3 separate regions of the Mus musculus genome follow, and regions 1 and 2 are each linked to region 3. The links are chromatin loops, found by intact Hi-C in ENCODE. Cell type or tissue: left cerebral cortex. All regions are shown on one strand. Links, peaks and the distances in the headings refer to the core of each region. The heading gives the core; the rest is flanking DNA.

Evidence for each region. A loop is a pair of places that touch in the nucleus more often than their neighbours do. Peaks named below come from ENCODE experiments on the same cell type or tissue, not always from the same donor. Only the 100,000 strongest peaks of a DNase experiment are listed, where the experiment ranks them.
Region 1: a loop joins it to region 3, with 7 times the contacts of the local background. A loop is called at or near these places in 3 of 42 quality-filtered maps.
Region 2: a loop joins it to region 3, with 1.8 times the contacts of the local background. A loop is called at or near these places in 3 of 42 quality-filtered maps.

Annotation. Positions count from the first base shown.
Region 1 is chr3:152,588,661-152,596,707 of GRCm38, reverse strand. All of the region lies in intron 6 of Ak5 (adenylate kinase 5), which reads left to right. Among named protein-coding and RNA genes, the nearest start is that of AI115009, 74 kb to the left of the region's middle. In left cerebral cortex, for the core only: no CTCF peak of the experiment used is centred there; a DNase peak (open chromatin) is centred at 3,748; H3K27ac peaks cover 1,157 bases.
Region 2 is chr3:152,576,729-152,584,775 of GRCm38, reverse strand. All of the region lies in intron 6 of Ak5 (adenylate kinase 5), which reads left to right. Among named protein-coding and RNA genes, the nearest start is that of AI115009, 86 kb to the left of the region's middle. In left cerebral cortex, for the core only: no CTCF peak of the experiment used is centred there; DNase peaks (open chromatin) are centred at 4,434 and 6,320; H3K27ac peaks cover 868 bases.
Region 3 is chr3:152,517,414-152,525,460 of GRCm38, reverse strand. All of the region lies in intron 8 of Ak5 (adenylate kinase 5), which reads left to right. Among named protein-coding and RNA genes, the nearest start is that of 3110067G11Rik, 32 kb to the right of the region's middle. In left cerebral cortex, for the core only: no CTCF peak of the experiment used is centred there; a DNase peak (open chromatin) is centred at 4,267; H3K27ac peaks cover 651 bases.

The DNA.
Region 1 (8,047 bases), core at 1,598-6,597, 72 kb before region 3:
TTCTGTGTGGGACTTGCAGATCCATTCCTGAGAGCTACTTACTCATTTCTTTTCAAAGTGACAGAATCAGAAGACAATGCCAACAGCTACTTATTTTAATGGAGGCATTTCTTGGGAGAAATGTCAACTACCAATCTGTCTTGGCAGATGCATGCCATGTTATTTTCTGTCTTCTTAACATTGGCAAGCAGGCACAGCCTGGGGGTGTGCAGCTTTCAAGGTAATATCAAAAGGATAGAGAGGCAGTGTTTACTTCTGTTTTTTATTTGTCTTATGTGAAATATTTATCATCCTTTTTAACATAAATAATATTTACGTGTGTGTGTGTGTGTGTGTGTGTGTGTATACTCAGATGTGCTGGGTGTCTTAGTTACTTTTCTATTGCAATGAAAAGACATCATATGACCAAAGTCATATATTAGGTAGATAGATAGATAGATAGATAGATAGATAGATAGATAGATAGATAGATAGATAGATGGATACATAGATACATAGATAGATAAATAGATAGATACATAGATAGATACATAGATACATAGATAGATACATAGATAGATACATAGATACATAGTTTCATAGATACATAGATATATACTTATAAAAGCAAGTGTTTATTTGGGGTCTACAGTTTGGTGGGGAACATGGCAGCAGGTAAGCAGGTATGGTGAGTTCTGAAAATTCACATCTTGAGAACCAACCACAAAGCAGAGAGGAAAATAACTAACTAGAAATGGCATAGACTTTCAAAATCTCAAAGCCACTGTAACACACCTTCTCCAATAATGCCACACACCCCAGTCCTCCCCAAATAGTTCTACCAAACAAGAAGCAATCAGTAGTATATTGGGACTAGTTTCATTCAAACCACCATAGTGGATGTTGTGAAAGAAGAATTCAGATTAATAAGAAGAAAGTAAAAAAAAGAAAATTAAATTAAATTTAAAAAGAACTCTGAGTCTAGAATCCAGAAATAACCGCTTTAACATTTTTCATGCTGCGTTTCTCTTATATTTTGATAATATAATTGTTCATATTGTTCTTTGTTTTCAGTATTTTTATCCTCAAATTTTATCATGATTATGCCTACAAAGTCTCAGTGGGGTAACTTATTTTCCCCTTAGCAGCCTCTTCAGTAAAGACTCCAGATTTCGACTTCACAACGTCTGTGTAAGCCACATTATGAAAGCTGATTCTGTTGTCCGCCTCTTAAAGAGCACACAAATGAAGATCCTGTTGGCTCTGATCCTCATATCATGGGGAGTTGAAAAGCCCATATTTATTAACAATTATATCACCCTGCCCTCTGGCAGTCACTCTGGAGATCCAGAGAATGCCCGAGACAAGTTCTGAGCCCAGCAAGTTTCCAGCCAGAGCTGATGCTAAGACACAAGGGAAGCTCAAAGGTGCGCCACTTTGACTGCAGGTAGAATTTTGCTTAATTACTTGGAGAGTTCACGGATCTCGAATCCCTTTCCACTTTACAGTGAGTCATGCTTCAAAGAACTGTGTTTCCTTACCTCAGACACAATTATAATGTCGACCAGAGTAATGTGATTTGCTAGTGGAATCTCCTGATCCTAGCAAAAGAAAAAAGAAAAAAGAGAGAGGAAAATGAATAGACGTATTTTTGAAAGCTCTAATAGCTTACAATGATTGGCTTAAGAAAAACCACTGTTTTCACTCATGGAAATACAAAAATAAGAGCAAGACTCCATTCTGCACACACACACACACACACACACACACACACACACACACACAAACTTCCCAAGCTTAAAAGAAGAATTGAACCATCAAAGATGCCCTTCAGGTTTTAATAATTTAGGTCATATAAAGATGTGTTCTTTTGTGTGAGGAGTATTTTTGTATAATTAACTTATCACTATGGAAAGGCCTTATACTCACACATCTAGAAAGTGGAATTAAGAATGAGTTTTTAGGCTCTGCTCCGAACTTTGTCTCTGTAACTCCTTCCATGGATATTTTGTTCCTCATTCTAAGAAGGAACAAAGTATCCACACTTTGGTCTTCCTTCTTCTTGAGTTTCATGTGTTCTGCAAATTGTATCTTGGGTATTCTAAGTTTCTGGGCTAATATTCACTTATCAGTGAGTGTATATCATGTATTCTTTTGTGATAGGGTTACCTCACTCAGGATGATGTCCTCACTCAGGATGATGATCCATCCATTTGCCTAAGAATTTCATAAATTCATTGTTTTTAATAGCTGAGTAGTACTCCATTGTGTAAATGTACCACATTTTCTGTATCCATTTTTCTGTTGGGGGACATCTGGGTTCTTTCCAGCTTCTGGCTATTATAAATAAGGCTGCAATGAACATAGTGGAGCATGTGTCCTTATTACAAGTTGGAACATCTAACTAACCAGTACCCTCAGAGCGCCTTGGAACTATACCACCAATCAAAGAAAACACATGATGGAATTTGTGGCTCTAGCTATATTTGTCGCAGAGAATGGTCAAGTCGGTCATCAATGTGAGGAGAGGCCCTTGGTCCTGTGAAGACTCTATGCCCCAGTATAGGGGAATGCCAGGACCAGGAATGGGAGTGAGTGGGTTCGGAACAGGGGGAGGGTGGAAGGGATAGGGATCTTCAGAGGGGAAACTAGGAAAGGGAATAGCATTTGAAATGTAAATAAAGAAAATATATAATAAAAAATATTCTGTCTGCTAATAAAAAAAAAGAATGAGTTTTTAAAGTCAGGCATAGTAGGACACACCTTTAAATCCAGCATTCGGGAGGTAGAGGCAGGAGGATCTTTGTGAATTCTAGGCCAGTGTGGTCCACAGAGCCAGTTCCAATGCCAGCCAAAGCTACATAGTGAGACCATGTCTCAAAAGAAAAAAAATTTTTTTATCATACTGTGCAAAATTTTCTAGTCCAACATATGATATTGGTAATGTAAAGAAAATAAATAAAAAATGCTTTAAAACTGCATATGGTAAAGATAAAAAATAAAAATAGTAAGTCAGCCAGTTGAAAAGAATAAAAAATGAGAGAATTTGGTCCAAAGAAGCCAAACTCAGTAACTGGACAGCTACAGGAAAGCAGTGAACTGTTCTCTGAGCTTCTCGGACTCTCAGCAAGCCTCTGGCCAGATCACTCGACAGCGTCAACGCCCATTGTTTATTGTCTCTCAGTGTAAGTCAAACGGCCAGATACAGTGTCAGTATCCTTCGCCCTCTGTGAAACCTGCCAGGAATTAACCACATCAATATTTACCAAAGCTGAGAAAGTTTGTCAGAGGCAGGACCTGCCACGGATGCACGGATCTTAGGCAAGCTGAGGATCATGGATACTTTGGTAATGATGCCAGGTTGGGTTTATCAGAGTTTAGATGTTAGGAGTGTTTATAGCACAAGAAGAGGGTCAGAAAAGCCATGAGCAGAATCAGGAGGAGTAGATTCCTTCTGGAAGGGTCTGGGTTATTTGCTCATTCGCTAATGCAAAAAGACTGTTGTCCTTGGAGACAGATCTCAGCTGAATGAACTTGCCTGGAGAGGTTCTAAGTAAGAGCAGAGTCTCGGGGCTGGCAAAGGAAATGAGTCAGAAGGAGAAAGCCAAGGGGAGAGAATAGGAGACTTAAGGGGTCTGAGAATAGAGCCAAGTACTGAGGGCTGCTTGTTTGAGAAATGAGGAAGATGCAAACTGCAAAAAGCCTGTTCCTTTCCACACTTGTAGGGAAGCTCGTGAATCTTGTGGTCCATTTCTTGTTTGGTGGATAGACAGACATAGAAGACAGATTGGAGTGGGCAGACACGTGGGTGGTGAAAAAGGAGAGTTGGTGGGAAGTGTGGAAAACTCAAGATGTCTGACTGGGAAAGAAAGAAAGAATGTCAGGCAGAGTGAGGGGTAAGTGGAGCTGAAGAGGGTTTGGGGTTCCTAAACACGTTGACGTCTTCATATCATACTTGTTTGGGATTTGTTTGGTTGGTTGTTTCGGTTTTGTATTGTTTTGTTTTGTTGGCAAGGTCTTGCTATGTCACCCAGGCTAGCCTAGAACTCATAGAGTCCCAAGGGTAGGATTCCAGGCGTATGTCACCATGTCAGCAGTGCTGGCTTTCTTTTAGGAAGAACAAAACTCGGGGTGCTTCAGTTCAAGAGATCCACTTAAGAAAAAAAGGCTTACTGTGAGTGAGTCTCAGCAGCTGTATCTAAAAGTCTAAGGCTAATCCAACCATCAGTTCAACACATAGATGCCATCCTCATGGGCGGGGCCAAAAATGAACAAGGTAAGCTTTCTGCCCTTTAGAATCTATAGTTCGCTAGAAATGGTCATAGGAAGGATGGTCTGGGAAGGAAGCAGGCAGCCACTTAATTTAAGTTAAAAGTTGTTTTAAGTTAATTTAACTTAAAACAAGCTAGGAAAAAGCCATGAAGAAGGGCCAAGAAGATTAAGAAGGCCTCACTGTGCAAGCCCACATCCTTCTAGCCTGGTCCTCTGACATCTGCTGACATGCAGACCCCCCATGAAGGGTCAGCTTCACGTCTCGGTGGATAACCTTTTCCACTCCGCTTCTCCTTCGTGGATCCTGCTCGCTGTTGCTCATTTCCCTACATTTTTCTCAGCACAGACTCTCCCAGGCTCCTGTCTTAGAATTTCTTGGGCCAGAATTGGCTCTTGTGTCTTTGCTTGGTGGCCGTGTGGTAGGAGAAGGATGGTCCCAGCAGGATCCAGGTCAAACCCAGTTCCCATCATTTATCTATAGCAGGATGAGAAAGATGTGTTTCCCCAACACTATGATGCAGAGATCAACATGAAGGTTTCTCCCAAGAGCAAACAAAACACTGGGTACCATCCATGGACATACCACTAGGGCTTTTAACTCAGACTATATAGAATCCCAAGCTCCTTTGCAGGGTCTTGGGCAAATTACTTAATCACTCTGTACCTCAGAGTCCTCCTTTCTAGAAAGGGGTTCTAATAGGAATCTATCTCAAAACATTTAAAAAGAATAGGGCAATAGAGGAGGATGGGGTGCCATCATCATTACTGCTGTGAATTATTGTAACAAAAGATAATGATTGAAATCTCTGCTATTCATCCTTTATAAATATATATAGTACTTTTAGTTTTCAGATAATTCACTTCTGAGAACACAGTGTTTAGCTTTTTAAAAATTCCTTTGCATTCTTCTGGGTTTTCTTTTCACGATGTGGCTTGACAAACATGAACAGAACATCATAATACTTCAATTATTGTTGTTCTCCAAGTACATAAAATGACCCAGAACATCATGCAGGTTGTCACAAAAACACCACCACACCAATCTAGACCTTCCTTAAGCTCGTGTTTCTTTAGCCTATGCATAAGACATCAGTGAGGACAGCTTGGGCAGAGCCCTGGCCTAGTCTGCACAAGGCCCTGGGTTCTATTGCCAGCACTAAAAAAAAAAAATGGATTAAAAATTTAATTGAATAACTAAATTATGAATCATGTAACCTTTAATTTTCTAAGTAGCTTCAGTGGGAAATTTATTCAAATCAAGTCAATAAGAGTCCTTTCAAAGTAGAAATGAAAATTGGTAACAAGCACACTAGAAAGCTATTTTGCTGGTCATCAGAAAAAACATATCCACAATGAAAGTCCACTTTATATTATTAAATGAAGAGATTGTTCTAACGCACAATGTTCAAGTCTAAATTGCTGCCAACTTGAGATTCTGTGCCAGGAACAAAGCTTATGCACTCTGCATGACCTTTGCCTCGTTGTCTTGAACCCTGAAATACATCTGGATGTGGTGGCCACCACAGATGGGGATGAGAGTCAGTGAGTATAAAAGATGGCTATCCAGGAGAAGACAGAAATGGCATGCCAGACAGAAACCACCACATCACTGTGAGGCTGAGGTGGAATAGCCAAGAGTTCAAGGTCAGCCTGAGCTACATAGTGAGATCTTATCTAAAGAATTACATTTCGTCTCTACTTTTTAAACTGTCTTTTGCTAAAATGTTTATTTGCCAGAGTCCAGCTCCGGGAATTCACAGGATGACCCAAGAGGAGATAAGGAGCCAGCGAGGGAGGGGCGAGCCGTGTGTGGTACTCAGGGGAATCTTGCAGCTCTGACTGACTAGCAATCAGGTTGCCTCTTTATTTATACCGGTTTCATAGAACGAAGGCAAAGTAATGGTTATCCAAGAAGTACAGATTATAGCATTGTGTTCCTGGACATTTGATTTTTCATTGAATGTCTGGGGTTACAGGTTCAGTCACAGAAAGTACAAGTAAAACAGATTTTATTTATATCATCAGCCCTATAACTTCAAAGAATCTAAAGAATGTCTCCACCAAAGCAAACACATTTATTATATGATAGCCTGGTTTGGAGGGAGGTGCAGTATTTCCAGTTTAAAGCACTCCAGACAAACAAAATATCTGAACTAGTCCTTTATGAATAGCAAATACTAATACCTAATTCTTTAGCATTTCATCTTCTGCACTGTACAATAGGAAAAGGAATTTTAGTCAATTTATCTAGTTTATTTACCGAGGTCTATTCCTCCAGATTGTAGCCCTGTCTTTAAATAACATTTCAGAGAGCTCCAAGTGTATTGTAAACTATTACCAATCCTCCTGCCTAGTCAGAGTTTGTCAACTGTCTCTGCATTTACCCTGTTCCAATCACGTCATTTGAGTTTTCAGAGCCCTCATAAAGAAATCCCTAATGTCGCAGTGCTTATTCCTGCTTACCACGATCTCCAGGGCAAAGCGAAGACTTCCAGTGAGGGCCAGATAAACTTACTTCCCTAAAAGCAGAATGGATAGTAAGTTTAGGACTTTCCTCAGAAGACACAGACATAATTTTCTCTGGGAAAAAGACATAAAATGAAGCATAATACAGAAAGTCCCCAAGAACACACACAACACACAGAAACCAAGAGCACAACACACAGAAACCAAGAACACAACACACAGAGACCAAGAACACAACACACAGAGACCAAGAACACAACACACAGAGACCAAGAACACAGCACACAGAGACCAAGAACACAACACACAGAGACCAAGAACACAACACACAGAGACCAAGAACACAGCACACAGAGACCAAGAACACAACACACAGAGACCAAGAACACAACACACAGAGACCAAGAACACAGCACACAGAGACCAAGAACACAGCACACAGAGACCAAGAACACAGCACACAGAGACCAAGAACACAGCACACAGAGACCAAGAACACAGCACACAGAGACCAAGAACACAGCACACAGAGACCAAGAACACAGCACACAGAGACCAAGAACACAGCACACAGAGACCAAGAACACAGCACACAGAGACCAAGAACACAGCACACAGAAACCAAAACCTAAAAGTAGGAGACAGGGGGACAGCAACTGCAGCATTCGGCTTAGTGCTATGGGAACTGTGCCAAACAGCTGTGCTGGCTTCAGGACTTCTGCCATTTCCAGTGGATATGGCTGTGCCATACATTCCTTTGAGTAAATTGAGGGGACCAGATTTTTCAACACACAAGTCAGGTAGCTCACAGCTGGCTATAACTTCAGCTATCTGGAGAATCCATACCTCTGGGCCCCTTGGACACTTGCGCACGTGCACACATTCATACATGTGTGCATGCACACATGCACACCACATTGTACTACACTGAGGCCCAAACTCCTAGCATGGGAACATCTGAGAGACACACTCAAGTCTCAGCCAAATCACAGGACCTAGCAACAGTGACTGCTGCAGTCTTCTTTTCCGTGTGAGCGCCAGAGACGTTTCAGATGATCAGCACACGGCTGGTTCACTCTTGATGTGCTGCTGTAGATGGATGTGTGAGCACCAGCATATGTCATAGGTAGAATGCTCAGGAAGGGGAGTGTGGTTTCAGCTTATGGACAAGTTTCCTTCCACTAGAGACAGACGTCTCTCTACTCTTTCATAAGGTCAATTCACAATGGCAAGGATTGTTGGGTCTCAAACACTGGTAAATGTCTGTGTGGCTTAAGCTTTCAGCCCCTGCAATTTCCTAAGCTGATAACTCGTATGTTGTAGCTGGTAA
Region 2 (8,047 bases), core at 1,598-6,597, 60 kb before region 3:
TACCTCACTGGAACCTTGCTAGGGTCTGCTCTGGTTTCATCTGTTGTTCTCATCTCTACTCCTTCCCAAGTTGCACGTGCTGGCGATACACCTGATCCTTACCAGCCCTCAAATGACGCAACCGAATTTAAAACTAAAAATACATTTTCTTTAAAAAATGTACAATGAATTTCAGAAAGATGCCCCACAAAACTCTAAAGACGGGTTTGCACAAAGCAGGGTGAAGCACGTGCTGTTTCTCTTTCATGACAACAGGCAGGAAAATTTGAGTGTAACCTAATCACGGCTGCCCCTTTGCTGAAGACTCACACACTGGAATTTAGGCATCCCAAGACTTCCCACATGCTGTCCTTATAATTTCTATGGGAAGAAATTATTGTGAAATTTCAATGTTTTGAGAGACTTTTTAAAGTTATTTTAACCAATAGAGTGTGGCTAAATCTTTGTATAATATTCTGAAACAGACTGTGGTTAAATCTTTGTTTAATTTTCTGAAACAAATAGACTGTGTTAGAATCTGTTTGACATTTTGTTTGATTTTGAGTCTTTCCTGATACAGTTGGCTTAACTGATGTCAAATACCAAGGCTTTGCAATGAGTCTCTAAACCCTGTCCCCAGGCGGACCAGGAAAATCTATCAAGTCACTTTTAATAAAGAAATAAGGCCTTAAGTTACTTATCCAAAAAAGTAACATAGAGTAAAGAGGCTTGGTGAGGTCTTCTGACACTTGAATGTTACTATATCAAAGTCTTTAGAGACGTATTGTGGTGTGCGTGTATGTGGTATGTGTGGTGTGTATGCATGGTGTGCGCGCGCACACACACACACAGGTATGCATGCCTGTGTGCACACATGCAGGACAGAAGAGGCACTGAACATCCTCCTCCATTACTGTCCTTGTCATCCTCTAAAGCAGGGTCTCCTCATCCTTTGAGGCAGGCTCTCCTCATCCTCTGAGGCAGGCTCTCCTCATTCTCTGAGGCAGGCTCTCCTCATCCTCTGAGGCAGGCTCTCCTCATCCTCTGAGGCAGGCTCTCCTCATCCTCTGAGGCAGGCTCTCCTCATCCTCTGAGGCAGGCTCTCCTCATCCTCTGAGGCAGGCTCTCTCCCTGAACCTGGGCTCATGTTTCTCAGCGAGGCTGGAGCCAGCGAGCTGCCATCATCCCTGTTGTCTCCACATGCTCTCTTGAAGCTGAGGTACACCCAAGCATGGGATACCCAGCTTGTTATGGAGGTGCTGGGATTCAAACCCTAGTCCTCAAGCTTTCAAAGCAAACACTCGGCCACTCAGCCATTTCTCCAGTCCTAGATCAAAATCTTTACCTACAATTTCCAAACATTTTTTTCTTTCCAAATAAAATAGAAATACTGTAGAGTGGGGCACATACCAGCTAAACTTTTTTTTTCTGATTATAATTGAGTGTCCAGTTTCTGTTCTTGGAGTCTTAGCATGAACATTGACTGATTTGGTGTGTGTGTGTGTGTGTGTGTGTGTGTGTGTGTGTGTGTGTGTGTGTGTAGAAATGCTGACTCAGCAGCAGCCTTGTCATCTGTTGTAGGGGATCTATCTAGTTTGCTTGGCCATTCTTTTATTCTTTGATGCTTAAATCTCTGAGATTTATATGACAAGAATCTTTGATTATCTGTATCACAACTTTCTCTTTCAGAGCTATTTTTTAAAAATTAAATTCATAATTCTTTAGATTCTTGAAACATACAGCAACATGACTTTTGTGGGAAAGCCTGTCAATCTATAGTCCCACCAAGAGCGTAGGAAGCGCCCACTGCTGCACCCCGCCAGAAGGGCACTGCAGTTTAAAGATGTGTTTCAATTATATATGTTGGTTCCTTTCTCATTGTTGTGACCAAATACCACTAAGAGAAGAAGGGTTCATTTTAGGGGACATAGTCTATATGACAGCAGGACTAGCTCCTATCTAAGGAGGCAGGAGACTGCCTGCTCACAGCTGAGGAGATCAGGAACTGAGAAGAATTTACCAGCAGCACCCAGTTACCTTCCTCCTGTGTCCCTTTGTATTCAGTTTGGACCACACCCTATGGGCTGGGGCCATACATATCTGTTAAACCTCTCTGGAAACACGCTCCCAGACAGGCCCAAGGATGTGTGTGCCAGGTGACCGAAGAGGCAGTTGAGTTGACTATGAGCACATTTCAGCACAGACACAGAGCTCAGAGATGATTGTGGTCCTAGAGGCCATTCAAGGTAGCTCTTCATTCAACAGAAGAGCGTTTTGCAAGGGGTGGGGCTGACCAGACCCTGAGGAGTGACTTCCCCATCCTCCATTGGGATCCTGTCTTAGTCAGGGTTTCTATTCCTGCACAAACATCATGACCAAGAAGCAAGTTGGGGAGGAAAGGGTTTATTCAGCTTACACTTCCACATTGCTGTTCATCACCAAGGAAGTCAGGACTGGAACTCAAGCAGGTCAGGGAGCAGGAGCTGATGCAGAGGCCATGGAGGGATGTTCTTTACTGGCTTGCTCAGCCTGCTCTCTTATAGAACCAAGACTACCAGCCCAGAGATGGTCCCACCCAAGGGGCCTTTCCCCCTTGATCACTAATTGAGAAAATGCCTTACAGTTGGATCTCATGGAGGCATTTCCTCAACTGAAGCTCCTTTCTCTGTTATGACTCCAGCTATGTCAAGTTGACACAAACCAGCCAGTACAGATCCCTTGCGTAACACACACTGGCACAGAATGTATGAGCAAACTCCTGACTGAGTGTTTTTCTGTGCCAGGACGCCATGGAACTGTCATAGCGGATTAATTCACAATTTAATTACATGTTCCAAAGTTGTCAATGATTTTGAGCTGAAAGTATTCTGTATTTTTAAAAAAAAAAAATCAACAAACAAATTTCTAAACATGGCCCTATAACAGTATTATAAAAAAAAAAAAATCAGAAATTATTCTAACATGAAGACTCACCCCCTGCAGCTTTATGAATGCCTTTTGGTCCACAAGACACATAGTATATTGGGGTAAATACGTTGTTTTTGAGAGTCCCACTTAAGACAGCATTTTTCCCAATTGAATGGATCCCAGCTGAGAGGCAGGGAATACACATCTGAAATCATGTTGGTGTCCTGGTTAGTTTATCTGTGCATGTGCCATAGATACAACATTTAGTTTTAGCCTCATTTTTTGCCCACATTCTCTCATACCATTATTCAAAGTAGGAATATAAATCACTTTTAAACCCCAAAACCACTCCAGAAAAAGCTGCTGGCAGCTCATCTGTGGACAGGTCCCTGTTCTGTTCTCAGCCAAGCAAAGCGCCCTTGGGTCTTGCTTCATTCTATCTTTTACTGTGCCTGAGAGGAAAGTGACCCATCGAGTCATGAGCAGTTATCACGCAGGCTTCCCGGATGAGACTTCCCTCTTAGGTTGAAGGTCGCTATCACATTTTCAGCCCACTTATCATATGCCCGTTGAGGTAATTCATTGTTTAAACTAAGAAATACACAAGCTAAGTAGAGCAGTTTCTTCCCCAAATATTCCTTTTAAAATTATTCGTATTATTTTTAATTATGTGTAGGTGTGTACCTCTGTGGGTGCATGTGGGGGTGTGCAGGCCAGTGCAGGCACCACTGGAGGTGGGGGTGTCAGATGCCCTGGAGCTGGAGTTCCAGATGGTTGTGAACCCAGACATGAGGGCTGGCAACAGAACTCAGGTCCTCTGGAAGAGCAGCCAGTGTTCTTAACCACTGAGCCATCTCTCCAGCCCCTCCTAATGTTTGCTATGCTTGGGAGCAGTCTTTCCTCTCACTTTGGTAAGTAAAGGTTTATTTGAGAAGTGAGCACTTAGCAGGCTAGAAAAATTTGTGAGTGCATTATTTTTACTAAGTTTAATTATGTTGTTGATAAGTGCACTGTTTGGCACTTAAAATTACTCTCCCTGTTGACCCAGCCTTTATATAGTTCCCGCTAACAAGGTTAGTTATTTATTCTGAGCGCAGCAACTCCTGATTTAATTTCCGTTTTCTCCGTAACACTGGTCTGGAAGGTTTGGTGACTCTCGCCTCACACAGCAGATGAGGAAACGGAGGATGTTCGATACAGAGCCATCTTACTCACCTGAAGGGCAGGGGGGCTCTGGTTCAACCTTATGTCCCTGATGCCTTAGGATGCCATAGCATTGTTCAGAGCACTGACCTGAAGCAGAGACGCCAGGGTCCTTTCCCTGGTGCCCACACCAGAGTCCTGATGCCCAGCTGGATCAGCAGCATGGCCAGCGGCCGTATGAAGGCAGGCAAGCCATGTGGGCTTTTGCAGCCTCTTAATGACGTCAGAAGGGGTGCCAGCATGAGTGCAGATCTGACACCCAGACCTGAAAGAGCTAATACTGGAGCAAGTGGGAGGTGACCACAGCTCACCACCATCCCCTGGGGAGTTCACACGGCACCCACACCCCTCATGTGGTTGGGAAGTGTGGAAAGGTGTTTTCTTTTTTACATTTTATGTTTACGGATACCCTGACAAGCCTATTTTCAGTTCCTCTGCTTCCCAGCTTGGGTCTGAGAGCCATACGCAGTGCAGCCAGCAGTAGATTGGAAAACAGTGACGCTCTGGATCTTCTTTTAGCTGCACAGGTGGCTTCTGTCAGTGTCGGCATCACAGAATACAACTCTTCAGAGAGGCTAGGAGAATCAGAGACTTGAAGTGGCCCCATGTGGAAAATGGTGTGGTGCAGGGGAGAAATGATGGTTTGAGTTCAGGAAGACAGGATTGCCTCTCCAAGTATGGCTGACCGTCAGAACCCCTGCTGGGCCATCTCTGTAAATCAACAAACTGTGTTAATATTTACGTCAGTGGGCTGCTGGGATGCTCAATAAGAGAATGACAGTGGAAGTGTATTGTAAATGATCAAGAGTTTAGCGGTTTCCTGATTTGTTTTTTTAATGTTTAATGTTTCTGTATCAAAAACCCAGCAGCCAAATCATGCCCCTGCGGTGAGCATTTGTGGCTCCTGGAACCATGTGAGAACACAAAGAAGGGCACCATGGGTCTATACCACTCGCAGCTCCAAGTACTGAATGGTGACTATGGAGCAAGCATGCCTTATTTAAAGTCTACAGTGACGTGGTTTAGGCTACATCCCTCCCTCGCGCCCACTGGAGACTCGTGGTGTTCTCTCACTGGCCCTGTGGAAAGGGGGCTACTAAATCTCCAGCGGATACAAACGTGAGCTAAGAAAGCAAAGACTTCATACATGCCAGGATGCTTTTCTTCAAACCCGTCTCTCCTCACCTGTGACTGCTGTCTCAATGGCTGGTGCTAGAACTCTCCTCTTTGATCCCCCGTTCTCTCTGATTTCCGAAGGGAACTGTTGGCTTTTTGATGTTATATTTACCAGGAAGGCTGAACACTGTCAGCAAAGGTAGAAGGGAGAGGGAAGGCAGGATAACAAAAAGGCTGCTTTGGGTAAACGACACCAATAAATGGCACTGCACTGTAGTAAACCAGAAGCGATGGTTCACATCCCTCCACTTGAGTTCTTCAAGTGAGGTGGCAGTCACGTCTCCACAGGTATGAAGCATATCCTGTCTCCATCTCAGACTTCAGGCCGTCCTTCCTGATCCCTTCTAGACTCCCCTCTCCTCCTGTTTGTTTTGCAGTCTCAAGTCGGCACCAAAGCCATGTGCCAGACTCCCAATGGGACAGTTCTCTCTACTCATCATGGAGGTCAGGTCAGCAAGCCTGCCCAGACTATGCTATAACGTCTGCTCAGCCCTACAGCCCTCCCTACACCTCTTCCTTCAATAACTGTGAGCGCCATCTCCTGAGACGTCGGTGCCAAGCCCCACTGACCACATGCTGCCTCTCTCACTCTCTGCTTCCTGTGTCCAGTCAACAGCCAAGGTCTCAATATCCCTACTCTGAGGTGTCTCTTCACGTTGGCTCCTCTTCTTCAACCCCATTGTCACCCCATCGTGCCATAGCCACAACTGTGCCTCTGCTGATATTAATGCAACAGTCGCTGCTCCCCAAAACCCCTCTTAGCCGGTTCTCTCCCATGCACTGCCTCACACTTCATGGCTGATGCTACACTCCTGCCTTTGTTCTGCCGCTCACAGTCGGCAGGGCTCCCTTGCTGTGTCTTGAATAACGGGGTTTTCAGTATGAACCTTCCTGTGTCACGTTTCCTTCCGACTTTGCTGAGAGCTCAGAGGTTCCCTCCGTGGGTAACCGTCTCGTTCTTTTGTGCGTTTATAGAGATACTTGTCTGAGTGTTTCTGCCTTTGGAGGCCGCCTATTCACTCTCTCAGGTTTAACACGAATGTCACGATCTTGAGGAGCTCCCCCCTCCCCCCGAGCTTTGTGTTCCTATGGCAACCTGAAAATACCATGCCGTTTCATTAAGAATGTTCTTCTAGGCACCATGAGATTGTTTTATTCATACCTTTTATGTGTACTCTTACCGTCAAGGTGATCTGCCTCACCAGGCCACCCCGTTAAGCTCTTTAACTTGGTTGTCCAGGATGTATCAATTATCTGTCTAAACCGTTTGCTACACAACATTCTAACCAGTAAAATCTATGGCATTTCTACAATACTCATTTGACTGACATTCAGTTTCTCCCCTCCCTTCTGTGTGGGTGGTCTCGGACAGTGTCCATGTAAGGTTCTGATTATGAAGCAGGCTGGACAAAAAGATCTACATAATTTTCATAGTAATAATGACAACGCTCCCTTCACATGCTCACCCTCAGACAAAGAAACAAAACGCAGCCATTGCATCTGTAACCCTGAAAAATGACGGTGTCCCACCTCCCAGTCCTCACCCCACCCTGTAGTGCCCATTTCAGACACGTCTTTGTATATGTGCCCCAGTTCTGTGACAATCGTTTTGGCAATCCATTTGATTTGTCTCTCCTGGTGCATAAGCGTTCAATGAAATGAAGGCCCAGGAGAAGGTGTGCCATGCAGTACTCAGGGAATAGAACAGAAGTACAAGTGACCAAGTGACATGGTGAATGAAGGCAAGTTGTGTTGGGGACTGGCCTGAAGAAGGGTCCTGTAACAAGGATATTATGAATGGTATCTTCAAAGACGACAGAAGCTTCCTGCGTCTGCTCAGAATGCAGAGTTCTGGGAAAAAACCTCACTCCCACCCTTAGAAAAATAACAGAAACAGGCAGAGGAGCTGCACAGTTGCACCTTTCCTTAGATCCAGTGGGAAATTGGGGTTCCAAGGGAGCCAGCTTAGTCAGACGTCTGGCAGAAGATGAGGATTGGCCAGGAAGAGGTTTGCTGGGCAGAGAGAGGCAAGGGGAAGGAGCTCCCTTCTAGGAGAGCTGACTGACTTGGAGAGGCAAGCTGTGAGCTTGCATGGGGGTGGGGTCAGCTATGAGTGTCCAGGGGAGGGGAGGCCTCTGGATGGCTACTACAGCAGTAACTGTCTTCTTGTGGGGCATGACCAAGATTTCAGTACAGAGGACTGAGGGAAGCTGGCAGGACACTTTCACAGATACAGGGACAGATTCTGATGCACAGCACAAAACAAAGGCCTCAAGTTCAGGAAAACTCCCCAGAGAGCCACCCCCAAATACATCAGATGTCCCTAGAGGAGTCTGACATCTCAGAGCCCTGCAGGTCACTGTAGAAGCCAATCGCTCAAATCCGGCCTCACACACTACAGAAGCCTGAGGCACAGGGCAAGCAAGCTTGTTCCAAATGTAACGACAATTCACCTCAGCCCCTGCTCTCTGCCGTGTCTGGCTTCCTACAAATATCATGGGCCATACATGCTACATGACAGGGAAAGGCATACTCCCAATGGACAGGGAAGTCACCAGAACTAGACAGCGTTTGCAAGAACAGCACCCCCAGCTCACACCCGTACTCAGGATTCTCATGGTGGACAACCAAGTTCAGATGGGTAAGTCTGGAGAGAGAGAGAGAGAGAGAGAGAGAGAGAGAGAGAGAGAGAGAGAACAACAGAAACTTACAGAGACTCAGTAAGACAAAGACCGACAATGCCAACTGGGCTCTCCAGCCACATACCCACAGAAGGAAGCAA
Region 3 (8,047 bases), core at 1,992-6,991:
TGGGCTAAGTCTCCACGGCGTCTCCATAGGTAGGATTATGGTTTCTAACTCACAGATAGAGTCATTGGGCCATGGTAACACTAATAGGGGTCAAAGTGGGGATGGAACATAGGATGCACTTTCTTGTGTTTGGTATTTTCATTGGCATATGCTAATTATACATATTAATGGCTTTCAGTGTGTTGTTTCCATACATGCACATAGTGAATTTTGGTCGTATCCACCTTCTCTTGACCTCCCCCGTGCCTTTTGATTACACAGTGTGTTAGCCCTCTCTTACTTTCATGCTTTGTTGTTTTATTTTGATGGTGCAATGAGTGTGATTATGGTTGCTCACGTAAGGGTTGGGGACCTTTACAATAGCATTTGCACTTACCACTTACAACGGTGAAGAAAGTGCCTCACCTCTGGTAATTGATAACTGCCTACACACTCTCAGGAAGGGGCAGGGCCTCGTAAACTTTCTCCTACTCCATGACAGGATGTTGACCCATCCAGTCTTCACAAGTAACCACAGCTGCTGAGTTCGGGGGTACCGTGGCCATGTCTCGAGTGGAAGAGTGCTTGACAGCACCCCCACCTCTTGCTCTGTCGTCTATGATGTCCCCCATGGGTCTTGGAGAGGGTGATATAGATAGAGGTCTAAGTGTAGCACTCATTTTCTAAGACTCACAGTATACTGCCTCCCATCCTACCCTGGAAAGACAGCGGGGGGTAGTGTTGCAATCTTTGCTTTTGCTGACCCTTAAAGACTCAGCTAAGGCAATGGCCACCACTCATAGGGTGCATCTAAAATGTATAGACTACACGAACAAATGAGCCATGGCAAGAAAGCCAATAACAAGTCGGAGGCTTCCCATCCCCAAGAGCTAGCAATAATGGTAAACACTAACGTCTTACATAGGAATATTTTAAATGTTCAAAGAAACAAAGGGAAGAAATAAAGAAATAAAGTGGAATGGTGAAACAGCTATCAGAAGGAGTGGAAAGAGAAAGGAAGACTAAATAAATGAATATGACAGGTGGGATAGCTGATTGTCAACTTGATGGGATCTGGGACTATTTCGGAGACAAGCCTCCAGCCACACCTATGAGAGACTACGCTAGACCCTGGGTGTGCCTGTGAGGGATATTCTTGATTAAGACCTGCCTTGAAGAAGGATGGCCCAATTCCCCAGTCTTATGTCCTAGTCTACATAAAATGGAGAAAGCTAATTGAACACAAACCTTCATGGCCTTCTCTCCACATCTTTACTGTGAATGCAATGTGGTCCATTGCCTGGACTTCCAAGGTCTGATGGGCAGTGGACTGTAAACCCTTGAACTGTGAGCCAAGATAAAGCCTTCCTTTCTTCTTTCCTTCCTTCCTTCCTTTCTTCCTTTCTTCCTTCCTTCCTTCCTTCCTTCCTTGAGTTGCCATTGTTGGATATTGTTGGAGCACCAGGAAAAGTAAGACACTTGTGTCAAAAATATAATTGTTATTGAAATAAAAATTCCATTAATGGTTTGAAAAGTTTCCTGAACACAACTTAAAAAAGATGAAGGAGCAGATGAAATTGCCTTAAAATAAAGCAGAAATCAGCAGTTGTCTAGTATGAGGAAGAACTCAGTAGACACCGAGCATAGAATGAACCAACATATATATTCTGAACATTCCAGAAGAAAAGAATGAAGATGGAGCAGAGGCCATGCTTTAGCAGAGAGTGGCTGAGAATTTTATAGACATGAAAAAGACAAATTCTTAGACTGAGAGAACACAGTCCAATAAAGAATATAAAAAACTGTCTCTACTAGTCTTTCTTTATATAGTCACTGGACAAATTTTAAGTTGTACATCCCGGGCTCTGTTTAGGTACTTGTAATATATACTCACTGAGCAGATGAGGGGGCTTTTCTCAGAAGCTTACATCCTAGCAAGGAAGACACATTATAAACTGAAGGATACTGTGTTAGCAATTTCTCTAGGTTGTCAGGTGTGATAAACAAAGGAGAAACCTAGCAGGGCTAAGGGAGCTGGAGAACCAGGGAGTGGGGCTGAGCAAAGCATTAGAGAGAGTGTTCAGCTAAGTGGACGACCTCAGCAAAGAGGTGACACACAACACCAGGTGGCAACGTACAAGAGATGAAAGCCAGACCTTCAAAGCGACAAGGGATAGCAATGTGGGGGCAGCAGATTAAACAGTGCACCTGGACTTGCTGTCTGGCGCATGCTCTGAAGCAGGTACCATGCCCAATGATTTACAGTGTGTTGTTGCTAAACCTTACCAGAAAGCTGCTCGACCCCCAGGTGCAGCTGAGGAAAATGGAGCTGAGAGACTCCCCGGGGCCACACAGCTGCCGGGTTAGAGTCAGAAATCAAACTCTGATGTTCCAGACACCAACGTTTGCCTCCCCACTCTAAAGGAGCTATAATCAAGGTTCCTGAAACCTATTGCCAGTTCCAGGTGACACTTTTTAGTTATGACTCTTGACCTTGGTGCGTTTGACACTATAAATTTCACCAAATTGTCTTTTTAAAGAACCAGGTAACAAATGTCTTAGGCCTTGCAAGCCATCTGGTCTCTACTGCAGTGACTCAGAGGAAAAGAGTCATAACAATATAAAAGTAAATGAATAAGGCAGAGAGCCAATAAAACAATATGTGTGGGGAGTGAAACCTGACCTCCACATAGTTCTCATGTGATGTATTTTAACCCTTCAAAAAATGTAAGCCAACCAAGTCAAACTGAAGGTAGAGACACAAGTTGTGTTTGACTCATGTCTTCATTACTTTGGCTCAAGGATCTGAAGGAAAACAGAATATGACTTGTCTTTTAACTGAAATTAAATATATACTATTTTTTTTCGAGACATTGTTTCTCTATGTAGCCCTGGCTGTCCTGGAACTCACTCTGTAGACCAGACTGGCCTCAAACTCAGAAATCCGCCTGCCTCTGCCTCCCAAGTGCTGGGATTAAAGGCATGTGCCACCATCGCCTGGCTGTACTATTCTTAACAAAGAAAAAGAAAACAAAAATAAAAAACAGTAAGGCTGTTTTCAGTTGAGCAACAGCCAGACAGATCTGCACAGCAAGCACACTTTGCTGACCTCTGCTTGATCCTTGACATTCTCCTCATGTCAGTGTCTACCATTCCTATGATCCTTGATATTCTCTCGTCAGTGTCTACCATTCCTAGACTCCTCACTACTTCTCTTCTTTTAGGTGATTTCATCCTAAGGAAAGCACAGGAGAGAAATGTGACTGTGTCTATGCCTTATTTTGCTGTTGTGGAAACTGAAGCACCAAGAAATTAGGCAGGCAACAAGAGGCAAATCTGAGAACTCAAGAGATCAAACCAGAGCTCAAATCCAGAGAACTCAGTCCAGAGCTAGGGCAGGAGACACACTAGGCTCTGATTGTATCTTAAACCAAAGTCCAGCTGCCTTCTTCCTTTAGGGTCTTTTATGGGTGACTTCCAAAGAGATCATAGAGAGCTGGGGATTTGGGAGGCATTGAGCCTAGTCTTGAGTAGTGACTGACTGGTTTTAACTGAACATGACTTCATCCCATGTTTGGTAGCATAGAGACTCTAACCACAACCCCTAACTCAAACCCTAATCCTAAACCATGACCATAACCCATAACCCCTAATTATAACCTTACCCCTAACCATAACCCTAACACTTAACACCTAACTCCTAACCCTAACCATAACCATGACCCCTAACCCCTAACCATAACCCTAATACTTAACACCTAACTCCTAACCCTAACCATAACCATGACCCCTAACTCCTAACCCTAACTCGAACTCTAACCCCTAACCCTAACCCTATGGGATTACCTCATGGCCCATGTAGTGAGTGACTCAGCCCAGATGCTACAAAGAAGTGGGGGATGTGAAAAGGAGCACCGTGCATGTCCAGAGAGCACTTGGTGAGCCCCAGTCCATCTGGACTGCGAAGCTCCTGGCCTTGGCCTGAGGTTTTAGCCCCACGGTCTGACTCTCCCTAAGCTGCTTCTCTTCTCACTCAGTTCCCATTTCCTTGCCAAACTCTTCACTGATCCACTACTCAAACACACGTTCAGCATGGTGACTTCGGCCCCATCACACTCTGCTGCATAAGCTCTCCTCTGAGACGCTCTGCTGCAGTGGCTTCGCCCCTGAGCACCTCAGTGAGCTCCCGTTGCCTGTGTCTATCCACCAAATGGCACTGGCTGAGTTTCCCATGTGCCTCTCCACCTCAACATGTCCAGACCACCCTCCCCCACAAAATCTGCTTTTCCTTCTGTCTGCTCTATTTCTGTGAATGACATTACCACCTCCACAGCTGCCCAAGCAGAAGCAAAGGTGCCTTGCTAGTCTCTCTCCAATCTCTTCCGCCCACGTTGATTCAGCCAGGTAGGTAATCAGGTCTCCTATGCAGGAATGGCTCTGGTTCTCTCCAGTCCCGCTGTCCCTGCTTGAGCCCCTTCTCTGCCCACCTGCCTGGGACAGCTAACCAGTCTTTCTGTTCCAATCTTCTCATCACTCAAAATTATTATGAAAGCAAACTCAACCATGTCAGTCAACTACTGAAAATCCACCACCCCCCTTCCTTGATCTCAGAATCTCTTAATGTAGCAATGTGGCCATAGGAATCAGAATTTGACCCCTCCACGGCTCTACAAACTCATCCCTGTGACTGCTTCAGCCATATGAAGATATTTGCAGTCATATAAAGGAGAGTTGTACTTTTCAGGCTCCTCCCATCATAGGGAAGCTGCTATAGCCCCATCACCTCCATCCTGGATAGCCCTAATGTGCACCATCAGGACCAAACTTCTACAGGAAGCCCTTCTCTTACCACCATGCTTGGTTAACCCATGTGGTGGTGCATACCTTTAATCCCAGCACTAGTGGGGAGAGGCAGGCAGATTTCTGTCATTTCAAAGCCAGTGAGTTCCAGGCCAAACTGGGCTACAGATTGAGGCCCTTTCTCAAAAGAAAAACAAACAAACAAACAAACAAACAAAACCTAACATAGTATTTGGTTCATCTTTTTCAGGGGCCCATGACACCTTAACTCATAATGTTTGCTTGCCTGTCACAGAACCTGCCATATGAGCAGTGGAGCAGTGGGAGCAGTGGGCATACTGACAAGTCCCAGAGCGTTGTTTTTCTTGTTAAACCCGATCCATGCCTGCACTCTATGACAGGCTAGGATAACTGCAGTCCACTGGCCACTAAGTTTCTGCTCTGTCACCTGAGCCACATATGGTCAGATGAGGCTAAGTGCAGCCCACACACTTCCAGAGACAGGATCACTCCATTCCCAAGCACATAGACTTTCTAAAATACAGCCTGTGCCCAAAACGCCTCCATTAATCTACCTCTGACCTCACTGTTGTCTGTAGAAGGGAAACATGTTTTTATTGGAACAAAAGATAATTGTGGAAGCAAACCCAGGAAACAAAAGTAAATCCATTTTCATTAGGTGTTTCAGAGGGGCTAAGAGCTACAGAGAGTGAGACTGGAAACAGCATTTATCGTTTCAGAGTTATGAAATAAAACTGCATACAGTTGGAACGCACCTGCCGGTGCCACTGTCTTACCAACACTGCCGTGCCCAAACAAAACTCATGACAGACGCCTGTCCATCCCTCTCTGGTCACACCCTTGGGCCCTGTCCACCCCTCTCTGGTCACACCCTTGGGCCCTGTCCATCCCTCTCTGGTCACACCCTTGGGCCTCCCAGAGGCTTCCGCTGTTCTGGGTGCAATGTTTACCAATCCCACATCCGTCCTCCTGTTTACGTTGTCTCTAGAAACCAGAACCAGGAGTTCGGGAACTTTATCTCTTTATCACTGGCACCTAAAACATCTGGCATGCGGCAGTCAGGCATTCAGAAATCATTGGCTGGCTATTAATAATGTATTCCTGTGTGATGTAAGAGTTGGGTTTTGTTACGTTTTCCCTCCCTTATAAGTGCCTGTGTTGGTTGGGCGGTGGTGGTGCACACCTTTAATCCCAGCACTTGGGAGGCAGAGGCAGGTGGATTTCTGAGTTCGAGGCCAGCCTGGTCTACAGAGTGAGTTCCAGGACAGCCAGGACTACACAGAGAAACCCTGTCTCGAAAAAACAAAACAAAACAAAACAAAAAAAGTGCCTGTGTTGTCTGTATCTGCGTACAACTTGATGTGTTTGTTCAATCTGTGTTGGTAATGCAGACTGCTCGGTGCATTTTGATTGCATAGCTACATAAAATTATAACAAAGCTTGGTTATTCTTTCTTCCTGGGGTGGGTACACTGTGGTACTGGCACGGAAACATTCGTGGGGACCAGTGAAATCAGAGACTCAAAAAATAACCCTCCATAGCCACAACTGCCTAATCTTTGACAAAAGTTTCAAAACCATTGTGGGGAAAGGTGGTCCCATTGGCAAACAGAGGTGGAAACCTGACTATACACATACAGAAGAATAAAGTTAACTCTTATCTTTTATTAAGCACAAAAACTTACTTCAATGGGCTCAAAAATCTTCATATAAGATATTAAACTTTAAAATGGCTAGAGAAAACCTAGGAAGAGTAAGTCGAGACAGAGATGAAGACAGAAACATTCTGGGAAGACTCAGCACAGGACACCAGGACTGACAACTGGGGTTGCCTGTAATGAGAACCTTTGCACAAAGAAACAATGACTAGAGTGGAGAAATAGCTAAAGAATAGGCGAGACGTTTTTGCTAACCATTCCATCAGATGGATAGAGGGCTAATATTTGGAATATATATTTAAAAAAAAAAAACCTCCAACAACAGAAAAACCAATCTTCCTCTCAAATGAATATGTTAATGAACCAAATAGACAATCCTCAAAAGAGGAAAACAATTGTCAGTAAATACTTGAGAAAGTCTTCAAAATATTGATACATGAGGATAATGCAAGCAGAAATGGCTACCATCAAGAAAATAAACCACAACTGCTTCCGGTGAGGAAGAGGAGGAGGAGAAAGAGGAGGGGGAGGCTTCACTCGATGCTAGTGAGAATGTAAATATGTGTGGCCACCGTGGAAATCAGTGTTGAGAGTTTCCTCAGAAAAGCTAGAGGTAGAGCTCATATATCACCCAGCTCTCCTACCCATGGGTACAGATGCATGAAGGACTGTAAGTCAGCAGACTCAGAGACACTCCCATATCCATGTTTATACATTACTCTCAATTGACAAAGGTGGAATCAGCACAGATGCTGATTATCCACCAACAGGTGTATGGATAAATGAATGTGATACACAATGGGTTTGTATTCAGCTGTGGAGAAAACTGGCCTTTGTAGAAGAAAGCAATGGACCGGGAAAGCCTTGTGCTCAACAAAATGAGTGAAACCCAGAAAGATAGATCTGGGATAGTGTCCCCAGCTGTAGATCTTAGATTCTAATTTGTGTATTTACATCTATAGGTCGGAGGCAGGTCATGAAGCTAGAAGGAAGATCAAGAAGAGAGCTGAGGGGACTGGTGGGGGCAAGCATGGTGACGTGACAAGAAAGCAGATGGGGGGGGCAACCAAGGGTGGAGAGGGGGATGGGGAGGGACTCAATAAGACTGAAGTATGCGAGAAAATGCCATAGTGAAACTCAGAGCTCTGTGAGAGAACTTGCAAACAGAAAAGAGTAAAATGGAGTCATAATCCACTTGATACTTTGTTGCCTCTCTATTCACACTCTACCATTGTGATCGGTTTCAGTAATAAACATGTTTCCTCCTCACTAGGAGAAGCCACCGAAGACTGTGGAGTTTTTAAGTCTCCTTTGGCATTGTATTAGTTTAAAATAGCAACATAATTCTCTGGGTTTAAAGTCTAAAAACTGAATTTGTTGAAAATATTACTGAGATGGGCAGAGAGGATACTTTGTTGCCAGTAGTGTGAACCTGTTGTAATGAAGGGAAGTGAATTTGATCTCTGCAAGGGGGAGGTTTTCTTCATTGTTTTTCTCTCCACTAATTGTGCTAGTTTATTTAGGCTGGCTGCTAAATCCTTCTCTTCCTGGTTCCTGGAATCCATATTCTAGTGGGGTAATCATAAGCAT